Linked DNA regions of Homo sapiens: region 1 is linked to region 2. The links are chromatin loops, found by intact Hi-C in ENCODE. Cell type or tissue: heart right ventricle. All regions are shown on one strand. Each heading gives the region's core, and the rest is flanking DNA. Links, peaks and the distances in the headings are about the cores only.

Region 1 (6,816 bases), core at 1,500-5,499, 120 kb before region 2:
TCATTTGATCCAAGCTGTATAGAGGTGAGGCATATAGATAACAGAGTCTACTCTCTCAGGAAAGGACCAGGGAAGCCAGAGAGATGGGGCCAATTGAGATATCTTCGGTCTCTCATATGTAAAGAACCCTGTGGATACCAGGCCACCTGAGCTCCTGGGCTCATAGATGAAACTTAAGTTTGTCTCCATTAATGAGATAACTAGATAAATCAGAGGTGTCGTCAGTTAAGAAATTCTGCTGACTCTTCTTTTTACAATGTCATATCTACTGGTTTGCTCTCTCTCTTCTCACTGATATCAGTCAGATGCTTGTTAGCTCATATTTCAATGACTGGAGAAGCCTCTTCAATGGTATCCGTGGCTCAGGGTATCCCTGGCTCAATGGTATCCCATGGCTGAGTCCATTTAGCTGATCTGACTTTGGAGTGCATGGCCTAGAGCTAGCCTTGGTGGTGGCTTCTCTGATAGGCCTTCAACCTGCTCCTCTTTCTGCTCCTTCTACATGGTGATCCAAGATCTCTTAAAGGCTAGTTTTCATCATATCACTCCTCTGCTTAAAAACCTCCAAAGTTTTTTCACTGCCTAGGGATTAAAATCTAAATCTTTTTATGCCTTTTTCTAGTGAGTCCTGTCTCTCAGTATACTTCAGAATGAAGCTTCCACCCCTACTCAGCCAACTCTTCAATGACCCAAAATGTTGCCACCTCTGAGGTTTTGTCTAGGGTCTTCTTTCCTGGAATACTCTTCCCTCATTTTCTATAAATGTCCTTCATGCTTGAAAAGTCAGTTCAAGCTTCAGCCTTCTCTTTATCAGACTGCATTGAATTGCAAGTGTTACTGCTAACAGTAGTTGTGTTAGTACTCTCTCTCTACGTATATATATGCATTCATCAAACCAGGGGTCCCCAACCACCAGGGCCATGAACCTGTACTGGTCCGCGGCCTATTAGGAACCGGGCTGCACAGCAGGAGGTGAGTGGCGGGTGAGTGAGCAAAGCTTCATTTGTATTTACAGCCACTCCCCATTGCTCACCATTACCTCCTGAGCTCCACCTCCTGTCAAATCAACAGCAGCATTAGATGAGCGCGAACCCTATTGTGAACTGCGCATGTGAGGAATCCAGGCTGCATGTTCCTTATGAAAATCCACTGCCTGACGATCGGTCACTGTCTCCCACCACCCTTAGATGGACTGTCTAGTTGCAGGAAAACAAGCTCAGGGCTCCCACAGATTCTACATTATGGTGAGCTGTATAATGATTTAATTATGTATTACAATGTAATAATAATAGAAATAAAGTGCACAACAAATGTAATGCACTTGAATCATCCCGAAATAATCTCTCCCGCCCCACCTCCGGTCTGTGGAAAAATGGTCTTCCACAAAACTGGTCCTTCGTGCCAGAAAGGTTGAGGACAGCTGCATTAAACTGTTACATATTCCTATCTACTTTGATACTTAGTACAGTATTCTGCCTATTGTAGATGTGTTGAATAAATATGTACTACATGTAGGGGTTTATTTTGTACAATGTTTAATCTTTCTTAAGGGAAATTTGACATCAAAGCCTTAAAGGGTGCATAATCTTTGACTCAACAGTTCTAATTTTAGAAATAAATTAGAGAAAACTCAGAAGTGCTTATGAAGATATATGCAGGCTGTTGCAGTTGTTTGCTGTTGCGATTTAGCAATAAGGAAGATGGAAAAACTTTAAGGGGTCAGTCAAGTAAACCCTGATCCATCCAAGCAGCTAATAAAATCACGTTGTGGAATTGTTACTAACACGAAAATCAGTTTACAATATATCACCAAGTGCAAAAAGCAGGTGACAAAACAATACGTACAGCAACATTCAATTTTTATTCAATAGACAGACAGATGGACAGTGGATATTGCCTAGAAGGAGGCTTATGGGACCTTTTCTCCTTTGTAGTTTTCTGTGAATTTCAATTTTTGGACATCGAACAAAAGTGTTATTGATATGTTAGATGGTTCCGTTTGATGGAAATTTGCTCTTTCAAGCCATACACATCTGACTTGGATGGACATACACATTAATAGATTAGTTTGACATGAGCCCATGTCTAAGATGGACTCTTATAGAACTCAGTATCACGTGAAAGACAGCCTGCTCTGGAAACAACATTAGCTGAACTCGGAGTTGAGAAATATAGCATCGATTGTGCCTCTATTACAGAATTCCTGTCAGCCCTGGAAGTCACTTATTTTTCTTGAACCTCAGTGTTTCTCCTATAAGATAGGTGAATATTTTTCCCTAATTCCACCCCCATTACATGTTACAAAATGTTACAATGATTACCTAGGTATTATTTGTCAAAATACCGAGTGCTTTTTAAAAAGGCAGTCGATCAGCATCAGGTGAAACTATTATCAAAGTTGGAGAAATGACCCTCTGAAATATTTTAATCTCTGATTATACCACAGCCTTCAATCACAAAGTGGTATCTAATTCATGTGCCAAAGTGCAGTGAAGTACAATTTCACTGAGTGCTCAATTTAATGCCTGTGGCTACATTCATTAAGTAACACTTCAGAAACACTGCAAAGGACGTGTGCAATCATTTTAGAACAACATTGCTAAGCTTACTCTTCTTTTAAAAGTATTTACCACATAATTTGCAGATTGTCTTTTTTTTTTTTTTTTCCCTAAGAGAACAGACAGCACTGACATGAATTTTAATAGGTGAAATACACTGGGCTTCAGATCAATAACTTAAAGACAAAAAATTTAAAACCTTGACATACTCATATGGAGAAGGCACTATTCTTTATCTTTGCAAAAATGTTGACATTGAATCGATTTCACCTAGATGAGCAAATAATCTTGAATTAGTCACTTAAATACAATGTACACATTTACAGATACACATGACTGAAAGCTCTTGGCATATGGCTGGTAGGTGGATATCAAATGCTGCTTGACACAAAAACACAAACCCTGGTCATGACTGCAGATATCAAGACACACACAGAAACACCCAAACATCCCACAGGGCAACCTCCCCAGAGAGCTGCCTTCAGGCCTCAGTTCAAAGAACAAGAGAAAAAGAAAATCCCTTGAAGGGAAGGAGGGACTGCTTGCCCCAGAAGACGTCTGCACTCACCTGTTAAGTGGTTGGCAATCCTGGTAGTGGGTTTGGGAGGCAGGGCCGGGGGCTGCTTGAGAAGGGGCAGCTGCTTCACTGGGGTCTCTTCATGGTCTCCAGGGAAAGCAGCAGGTTTTTTGGGGGGCAGTAGCAGGACTGGTTTGGCTGAAGGATCTTGGGACAGGAGGACTCCAGACTCACTGGCAGAGGGACTCTCTTCAGACACTGAGGGGACAACCACATGATACACAGGAGACATTACACAAACGCAGTGCAGGCGGGGCCAGCGGGGAACACAGGACAGGGACTCGGGCTGGCAACACAGCGGAGCACCGATGCTTCAGGCCGCCACGCATGTGTAGAGAGCTACAGCGAGGAGGCCAGAAATCCAGTGAAGCAGGAGGACAGAGAGAGGAGGCAGAGGAAGAGAGAGAGTGGAGGCGGGAAGAGCAACAGGGAGAAAGAGGAGGAGGATGTTTTCTCAAAACCATCAAACACTTGACCATTTCAAACTCAGCTTTGGTCATGCAAACCCTACACATGCTCTAAGATGGGACTCATGGGGCACAGCAGGAATCACCAGGGTGGCCAGTGCAGAAGGCCCAGGATGCAGAGCCCCTCTAAACCAAACCAGAACTGAATGCCAGCAGCCTCGCTGGGGCCTGCTTGCCCTTTGCTGAGGGGCAAGAGGGAGTGGATTCAAACAAGTGGAGGGGCTCAGTTTTGTCCACTGGGTCCGCTCTGTCTCTGCTCTCAAATCTGCGACACTGGGTACAGATGACAGCCTGGAACGCTGACACCTCATAGGCTGCACCCCAGGCACTGGACGGCTGCTCCTCCAGGTTCTGGAGTGCCCGGCGCTGAGCAGCAGCCTCTCAGCCCAAATTCTGTAGTTTTAGCAACAGCATCCTGCCCCCACCAGCTCCTGTAAACTTTGACGAGGCAAGGGATGCTTTAAATCAACCTTTTCATCTTCCCCTTTCCTCTCTCTTCTTGCTCACCACAACTATAGTTTTCTTTTATCAATTCCTCCATTTCTCTTTGCACTGCATTGGACGCGCCTCTTCCTTTCTTTCATGGGGGAACCCCTGACTGGCTTTCATGAAGAGTTGTCATTGGGTGGTGGCACACACCTTCCTATCATGCCGGTAGCTTGGCTGATGACAGATTGAAACTCTGTGATTCTGCTGGAATGACAGATTTTTACTATAACAGTCAAATCTATCTGACTTCAGTGTCACAAGGAAGTCTGGATTCTTTTTAAAAAAGCACTGCTTTCATTGGGAAACCCTCCCTGGGGTGGGAGGGTGTAACTCCACTGCATCTCCTCTCACCTCCCGCCACCGCCTCAGTGAGAAAGCCTGTAAGGGACTCCTCCCCTCCCCACCCTCCTTCCTCCTCCCTGATCAGGTGTTCTGTGCAGCACCAAAGCCCTGCTGAAAATCCTCATGAGCACTACATTCTCCTGCCTCAGGGACACTATTATTGTCAATGTGGCACACAGTGATGGAGCAATGACTCACCGGGTCCCATAACGAAGCATGGGAATTAACCCTGTGAAACCTCATCCCTCCCACCCTCCCACGTGACTGCCTATGGATGTGGATTTTGCACATGATGGGGAGAGAGGCCTTTCTATCTATACTCTGGATATTGCAAGAGGTTCCTTCTCCCAGACTCATCTCCTGACAAGTACCACTGCTCATTAGCTGTCAGGAGGGACCTATTTTGGGGCAAATTAGGACCGCTCTGCAAACCTTCTGAGAGGATGAGTATTGGCCACTCAGCCACCTTTGGACCAAAGAAGGAGATGACAGTCAGATGGCATCAAAAATCAGCTATCAGCAGGATACAATTCAATCAGTAAATTATATACAGTTTAATAGACAATTAAATTAATTGACTATATCCAGTAAATTGATACAAGTATTAACTGGCATACTGGGACTAAGACTAAAGGACCTTTCAGACAGACGAATTAGATAGGTATCATATAGAAATGTAGGATTCCTCAGCTTTATCTTAACAGAGATGAATGTTAAAAAACAAAATAATAATATTTTAAATCATTAATGTTACAAAAATAAGCCATATCATCTTTAAAGAGATTAAGGTAGTAAAGAGTTTTTTAAACACTGTAGGATAATAAGTGTAAGTATATTCCATTTTTAAAAATACTCAGTATGTACTAAAAACTAATCTGTTTCACTAAATTTCCAGATCCTTACGCTCAGGATAGTCCAAAATAGAATTCCAAGTCCAGCCAGGCCAAAGATCCCTGGTGCCTGGCTGGACTTGGTGTCTGGGACCTGCTCTACAATCCTGCCGGGGCATTACCTGGCCCATCCATGATGTCTGACGGTTGGAGCACCTCATATGAGCAGGGATCCCTGGGCATTGGGACTGGCTCCATTTCGGACAGGGCAGGCAGAGACAGCTGGCTGGAGCTCAGGGACTGCCCATTTTCTAGGGAGTCCTCTTCATTGGATATAGAGAGTTCCCCATCTGTCAGAGAGAAAAGGAGATTGCAGAGTTAGACAATGTCTGCCTTTCAAGAAAGAGTGGCACTTCCCGCCTGCTGAGTCTAGATGCTGCTGAACAATCAAGGTCAGCCTCTGAAACCAACATCTGTTATTTTGCTTTTAAGACATTTATTTCATCGTTAGAGATATGTTGTCTAATCATCAGGGCAAAAATTTCCAATGATCTTCAGCATTTTGCCTGTTTTCTCTGTGTCTTTCTAACCCGAATCCATCACGTTTTCTATGTATTATTATTATTACTTTTTTTGAGACAGAGTTTCACTCTTGTTGCCCAGGCTGGAGTGCAATGGCATGATCTTGGCTCACCACAACATCCGCCTCCCGGGTTCAAGCGATTCTCCTGCCTCAGCCTCCTGAGTAGCTGGGATTACAGGCACGTGCCACCACACCCGGCTAATTTTGTATTTTTATTAGAGATGGAGTTTCTCCATGTTGGTCAGGCTGGTCTCAAACTCCCAACCTCAGGTGATCCGCCCACCTGGGCCTCCCAAAGTGCTGGGATTACAGGCATAAGCCACCGCGCCCGGCCATTTTCTATGTATTTTTAAAAATAAAAAGTAAATTAAAATTATTTTTTTCTCATAATTTCTAAAAACTTGGGAAAAAACTCAGCAAGCCTCAGAGATTGGAAGACCAGGATTGGGAATTCCTACTTTAGGGAGCAAAGGGCTTCATGTCATTCAACACGCACCAAGGTCCTGTCTTCTGTTTGCCTCCACCCTGGTCCAATTTCTCTACTTGGATAAACTATTAGGACAGCTCTCATCTGCACCTAACAGGCTGCAGCCACTCAGCGATGCTGGGAAGTGCCAGAATTCTCCCGGTGCCGACCACCAATCACGCCACGTAGTGCAGACTTTGATGTTGCTTAAAGCTCAGCAAAACAAGGACCACGGTGCAGGATCAAAGGCTCCCATACAATGGCCATTTGTCAAATCACAATTCCCCCTGTGTGATTTCATCCTAGCCCAGGGGAGTCTTAGATAACTAGACATTAAAGTCAAATTAATTTTTAAAGAGGACTGAAAGCTGTTCCAGCGAGATGAATAAACACCAGATGAAAGACTAAGTTCTGCCGAGTCAGAAACAGAAACCAGCAGAGCAATTATCCGACTTAAAACCAGAAGCAAGATGACAACTCGTAGAAAAGAAACAGTTAAGTGAC
Region 2 (6,816 bases), core at 1,897-5,896:
TGTTGTGTTTTTCAAATGCATGTATAGAAGAAAAAATAATCATAGATAAAACTTAGCGCAAAGTACTATTCTAAGAGCTTCCCATCAGTTAACTTCTTTTTGAATCCTTAAACTTATAGAATGCCAGTTTTTTGTTGTTTTTTGTTTGTTTTTGAGGTGGAGTCTCACTCTGTCACCCAGGCTGGAGTGCAGTGGTGCCATCTTAGCTCACTGCAACCTCTGTCCCCCAGGTTCAAGCAATTCTCATGCCTCAGCCTCCGGAGTAGGTGGGACTACAGGCGCACGCCACTATGCTCAGCTAATTTTTCTAGTTTTAGTAGAGGTGGGGTTTCACCGTGTTGCCCAGGCTGGTCTCAAACTCCTGACCTCAGGTAATCTGCCTGCCTCAGCCTCCCAAAGTGATGGGATTATAGGCGTGAGCCACCGTGCCTAGCCTAAGGTGCCAGTTTTATCCCTATGTTAAAGATGAAGGAACTGAGGCAGAGAAAACACAAAAAACTTGGCCAAGATAACTCAGCAGTCAGGCTCCAGAGTTTGACCCCTAACCACTAGTCTATACCACCTCTCCCATAAAACTCCTTATCTTAGAAGTAAGTAGCCACACATACATCATACAATAAAAAGCCTGTATCTTTTTATAGAAATATTTCTGTGCCTATCTAGCCCCAAATCTAGCAACTACTGAGGCCTGTGTGATTACTGTCTGATTACCTAATCAATGCATATTTTGTTCCTATATATCATACAGCAGAAAGAGATAGTTATATTGAAAACATAAATGGAATGATTCTGAAGGTTTGTTTCATGCCAGTATCAATTTACTCTTTCTTAGCTATTCAACAAATAGAGTGCATCCTCCAAGTACATGGCATTGAACTAGATACTGTGGGGTTCATACAAAGACGAGTATGCTACACCTTGACTTTCCTCTTTAAAGACTTTCAATAAAGACTCGTATCATGGCTTCCAGTGTCAGTTTTTATTGATGAGCTTCTCTTCCTTCACATTTCTTTATAGAGATACGTCAAAAAAGGAAAGCATCTTGTAATATCACTGTTATGTGTAGAAGAATTATGTTTTAAAGCATCTGAATTATCGATTTCCACCCTCATGGATCTGAAATGCGATATATTTGAGAAGACTGCAGGCTAAGTTCAAATTCCAGCTCTGTTATTTCTAACTGGCAATTATTGAGTCTCCCTAAGCTTCAGTTTCCTCACCTGTCAAGTGAAGTTAATAATACTATATGGGTCTGATGCAAGATTCAAGTCCATAAGGCAAGGAAAGGGTCAAGTATATTTCATACGACATAGTAATATGAGCAGAGCACAACAGAAGATTGCTCCTGCTGTTGTCATCAGTGTAACATTGTTGAAGCACATTCTACCTGGGAAGAAGGAAACAAGGAGCAGCTGTTGTCTTGCCACACTTTGAACAATGGTAGTAGCTGGCTTCCAAAGACAAGCCCCAATGAACCTTGTTCTGGCATCCACACCCTTGTTTAGTCCACCCAACAATGAATCTGGGCTGGTCCCATGGCTTGCTTTAACCATTAGAATAATGTGACTGTAATACTAAGCCAATGTTGTACCTAAGCCTTTAAAAGGCATGGAAGCATCTTATTTTGTGCTTTTAGGGGCCCTCAGCTCCCTGCTGGAGAGACCATAGGAAGAAACCCCATGGAAAAGCCCTGAGACAACATAAACAGGGAAAGGGGCCCAGCTTTCCTCGCACCTTAGGGAGCCTCCAGATGACTCCAATGCAATCCACCTGAAAATGCATGACAGACCCCAAGAGAGACCAGCAGAAGAACAATCTCACTGAGTCCAGTCAATCCCCAAGCCATAAGAGATAATACAGAGGTTGCTGTTTTTAAGCCATTATGTTTTAGGGGGTTTTGTAACACAGCAATAGATAACCCAAACAATAATGCTGTCCAAACAACCTGAGCTTTTAACACACGCAGTCATTTAGCCTAACCTGTGCACAACTATGAAAAACTGGAAAACAATCATGAATGATGGCAAATTCTTCAAACTCGGGGACCTTCCATCTTACGCATCCATAAGTACCCTACCTCCTCTCCTCTTTCAGATCTTAGTAAACAGAGAAGCTTAAAAATATATTAATATCTGGCTGGCTGTCTTACTGACTTTCAGTTCAACATGTACTTATCCGGTACCTATTCTGTGCCAGATGCTCTGCTCAACACTAGAAGACAAGAGGATATCAGCAGAGTCAATGCTATTAAGGATTTTATAGCCTGGACTTACACGCAGAGAGTGCTGGATAAAGTTCACTTTGAGAAGAAACAATTACATCTTTTATCCAGCCCTAGAAGGTAACAGATTTCCATAGTCTTTAGTCTGTACCTGTTAGAGATTTTTTAAAAACAAAACAGGACCATTAAGTCTGCTTTGCTTTCTAACCACTAGATGGTCCCTTTGTGGGTCATGATGAATACACAACTAAAAATATTCCCTGCTTACCTATGCTGGATCTTTTTTTTTTTTTTTTAAAGAAGAAATGAAATGCTCCAATCATTCACCCAAAGGGAATATGTGATCTGGCCAGATGCTGAAGGCTATTCAACTTGGTTTGATAGTTTCTTATTAAAATCAGATGCTAACTAGTGCTCTGATTATTTGCATGTTTGCTTTTCCTAGTCACGAGAATTGTCATTGCTGAAAAATGTGTGCAAATATATTTATTTGGCTTAACAGTCACTTTGCTGATGTTTCAATTTCCCTGAGAATGCCACAGCCATGTTAAGGCAAATTTTGCAGCTTGACACAATCTAACCAATCTTAAAAAACATCCCCCTCAAGCTCACATCCCCTTTTGTTGTTTGCTATATATTTCTCATTTTCCCTCTCAACCAAACATCTTAAAAGAAGATGACTACCTCCTCTCCTCTCATTTACTCCTCAACCACATGCTATCTAAATCCCAGCTACGTGGCTTCCCTAAAGTCATAATCCCAAAGGACACCAATGATGAGTTGTCTATGCCCACCGGACACCATCTTGTCAAGATCTGCCAGGGTGGACTCTTCTTTCTGAAACTCTCTCCTCTGGTTCACCGAGACCACCAGTCCCTCCTGGTTTTCCTCCAAACTCCAGTGGGCCATCTGTCTTCTCTGTAGGCTCTGCTGCCTCTGTTCAGAACTCACAGGCTGGTGGCCCTCAGGGTGTTACTGTACCCTCGACTTTGCTTCACACTTTACTTTCTCTCTTTGGAGTTTTCATCCCAGGGCTTCCATGATCATCCAGGTGCTGATGACTTCCAATCTGCATTTCTTAGACCTCTCCTGACCCCAGTTATCTATACCCAAGGAGCCCTCCATCTGAATGTCTCAGAAGCACATGAAAGCTGGCATGGCCCCAAATAAATTCATCTTTTCCCCTCACAAATCTGCTCCTCTTCAGTGTATCTGACTTAGTCAATGGTACAATGTGGAGGAAAAGTTAAATATTAAATTTGAACTCAATTGAACATGGACACAAACAATGGTCACCAAGTCCCGGAACAGATGAGTTGAGGCGTTCATCCAGCACTGTTTTGGAGAAATCTGTATTTCAATCTATTCCTATATATTAGTTATTGAAAAACAATAGACAATCACAAAAATCAAGTTGACTTTTTGCGTTCCTTGAGCCCAGTCGCAAAGGGCCTTTGTGACTGGGCCTCATGCCAAACAACTTGTTACAAAAAGACCTAGGGTCCCAGACCACGCTGAAGCTTCATGAGACGTCTCCTCATCTGTGCAGAGACAAGCGGCTGACTCTGGAGCCCAGGCTGTTGCTTCCCGGTCTGGTGGTGAATCCTCCATAGTCTGGCAAGTGTGGATAGATAGATATATAGATATATATATATATATATATATATATATATATATATATATATATATATATATATATATCTTTTCCCTTCTCCCCTTCCCGTTGCAATTTATTATATTAATTTGCTTATTATACCATTTGCTTATTATATCATTTGCTTATTATATCTGCATTGCCATTTACGTGGGATAAAGCTTGTTTACCCTTAAAGATATTGTGTGTGTGTCTTTTCTTCTCCCCTCGTGCATCTCCTGCACAGAACATACCTCCATCCATTTAATTGCTCAGTGAGAAATCCAAGAGTGGTTTTTTATTCTTCTCCCCACTTCCACATCCAATCTGTAATCAAGTCTTGCTCGTTCTGTCTCCTAAATATCTCTTGGATCTGTTCACAGTCTTCAGTTCCTAATGTCACTATTTTAGTCTAGGCTATCTCCCTCTCTCCCCAACATTATAATCAACCACCTGCTAACCAGTCTTCTTGTTACCAGAATCAATAAGGACACAATATTCCATTTGATGTGATAGGAATGAGGTATCATCTTAATTCTATCACAAGTAAATTTTCTCTCATTACCAACACAATATTTATAGAAGTTGTTATATTATAAACTTGTAAACACCACTTGGTGCCACTCCAAGCTTTTCCCATAATATAGAGAATAATCTTTCTAAAATGCAAGTCCTCTCATAATTTCCTATTGCATTAGGATAACACCCAGACTCCTTAACATACCTCATAAGACCCTTCATGAGCAGATTCTTGTCCATGTCTTCAGCCTCATCTCTCACTACTCTCTGTCCCTTCCCCCAACAATCCTTTTCAAGTCATAATTTTTTTTTTTTTTCAGACAGGGTCTCACTCCATTGCCCAGGCTGGAGTACAGTAGTGCAAACATGACTCACTGCAGCCTTGATCTCCTGGGCTCATGTGATCCTCCCACCTTAGCCTCCCCAGCAGCTGGGACTACAGGCATGCGCCATCACACTCAGCTAATTTTTAATTTTTTTTTTTTTGTGGTAATGGGCTCTTTCTGTGTTGCCAAGGCTGGTCTCAAACTCCTGGGCTCAAGTAATTCTCCCGCTTTGGCCTCCCAAAGTGCTGGGATTACAGGCATGAGTCACCGTGACTGGACATAATTTCTTTTTAAGCTGTAGACTGTTAACCTCTCCTCTCTTCCCTGGCTCTCCTACATTCTGTTCTGCCCACCAGGAGAGATTTCCTCACATGCATTGCTAACCCCTTGGTTAAACATCCCTTTCTCTAGCAAACCTTTCCCAGTAACTTGCCACTCAGTTGGGCTTGTCTCCTTCAAGCTCTCAAAGCCCCTGTGCATCTCTTATCACTTCACTTCTGCTTTATTGTAATTGCTGGCTTTATTGTCTGTTTTCCCTTTAAGACATAACCTTTGGGAGGTAGGGGCCATGTCCGTCCTCACTGTTGCAATGGTATGGACTTCTTATGAACAATGGCAGCATCTGGCACATAAATACATTCAATATGGTAAGCTGGTATCCTTTATGAATTTCCTATAGTTTATAGAAGTCCAACAGCCTAGATTCTGAACAAGTAGACTATATTACTCTGTTAGAATGAGAAATAGGAACACCAAGGGAGCACTTAAGTTAGAGTGCAAGGCCTGTAACCCTCCATCTTTCAAGCACGTAAGAGCCTACTCAAAATCATCCATTTTTTCAACCTATCAATTTTGTCTCTTTGCTTTAAGCTTCCAGCTCAAGAGCTATGCCAGTGATGGGCCATAGAGTCTTCATGGTGGACATAGCTAGTCTTATGCTGGATAAGAGGCCATGTTTCCCTTTACCAACAATAATTTTCCATCCCACACTACAAAGATGTCAAGACAAAATGTGATGTAACTAAGGGTTTATTTCTCTACTCCAAGAATTGCAAATGTACTCTGTCAATGACACGGCATGCTAGGGTTTCCTGATAGAGGAATGAGAAATCTGGGGCTAGCATGGAAGGCAACCATCTTGGACACCAGGGACAGACTCTTCCAGAACAGCCCAGAAGCCTATCACCATCAGGTCCAAAGGCAGAATCCAGTGTAGACTGCCTTGACTATCCAAGGAGTTTTATTTAAAGAAGAATAATTCTAGAAACATGGGCTTCCATGGAAGTGATTCCTGGGACATAGCGGTTGTTAAAGTCATAAGCAACTCTGGGTGAATTGATGGAAGACATAAAGGAAGCAGAATCTAGCCCTGTGGGAAAGGGGAAGCCGGGAAACTAGGCAAAGTGGTTGGCTAACAGCCCAGGGTTAAGGGCTGGTCCTTGTTTGATTGGGGGATTTCAGGATAAGTGGAACCTATAGCAGAATGACAATTAGGCAGAGGGGTCTTAGGGAGAGGACTGGAGATCTATGCTCACCTGAGTACCTGAGACTTTCCTGTGCATACATACTATTACATCAGTCTTCTGTTGCAAATAAAATACAGGGCAAAAGCAAGGAGACTGTTTCTGGATGCTGTCATGAGTATCAGGAGAGTTCCCAACATATTTCCGGCCCAGCCCTTCATCATTATCATCAATTACGTGAAGCTGACAGAAGCAGACTAAGGCTATGTTTCACAGGTTCCCAACTGCATGGAAGATGAACAAGCAATCAATTATTTGTATCTGAAGCTGCTGCCTGATTATCGTACTACTTTACCTATATTAGGTGGGTCTCCTAATAGCTGGAGCGAAACATTCAAAAGCAAATTTTGGTTTTGATTTTCTATGAATCAATTGAACTGCAGTACTTTATTGCTTAAAAATATGATGGGCCAAAACATCTCAATTTGGAAAAGGAAAAACAAAATTTTTCCCAGAAAATATCGGTTCAAAATTAGTTTAATGCAAAAACCAAAGAGGAAATTTCCTTTTTTTCCTCGATTGAAAATGGCAAATTAAGTCAGCACAAAACTCAGCAAATAAGATATATAGTTGTTAGTCTACTAGTAAGTAGGA

Evidence for each region. A loop is a pair of places that touch in the nucleus more often than their neighbours do. Peaks named below come from ENCODE experiments on the same cell type or tissue, not always from the same donor. Only the 100,000 strongest peaks of a DNase experiment are listed, where the experiment ranks them.
Region 1: a loop joins it to region 2, with 1.9 times the contacts of the local background. A loop is called at or near these places in 1 of 110 quality-filtered maps.

The regions. Positions count from the first base shown.
Region 1 is chr6:13,181,316-13,188,131 of GRCh38, reverse strand. It overlaps PHACTR1 (phosphatase and actin regulator 1), which reads right to left. Exons shown (of 15, transcript NM_030948.6): 7 at 5,446-5,613. Among named protein-coding and RNA genes, the nearest start is that of TBC1D7, 140 kb to the left of the region's middle. In heart right ventricle, for the core only: no CTCF peak of the experiment used is centred there; no DNase peak of the experiment used is centred there.
Region 2 is chr6:13,061,654-13,068,469 of GRCh38, reverse strand. All of the region lies in intron 5 of PHACTR1 (phosphatase and actin regulator 1), which reads right to left. Among named protein-coding and RNA genes, the nearest start is that of TBC1D7, 260 kb to the left of the region's middle. In heart right ventricle, for the core only: no CTCF peak of the experiment used is centred there; no DNase peak of the experiment used is centred there; H3K27ac peaks cover 628 bases.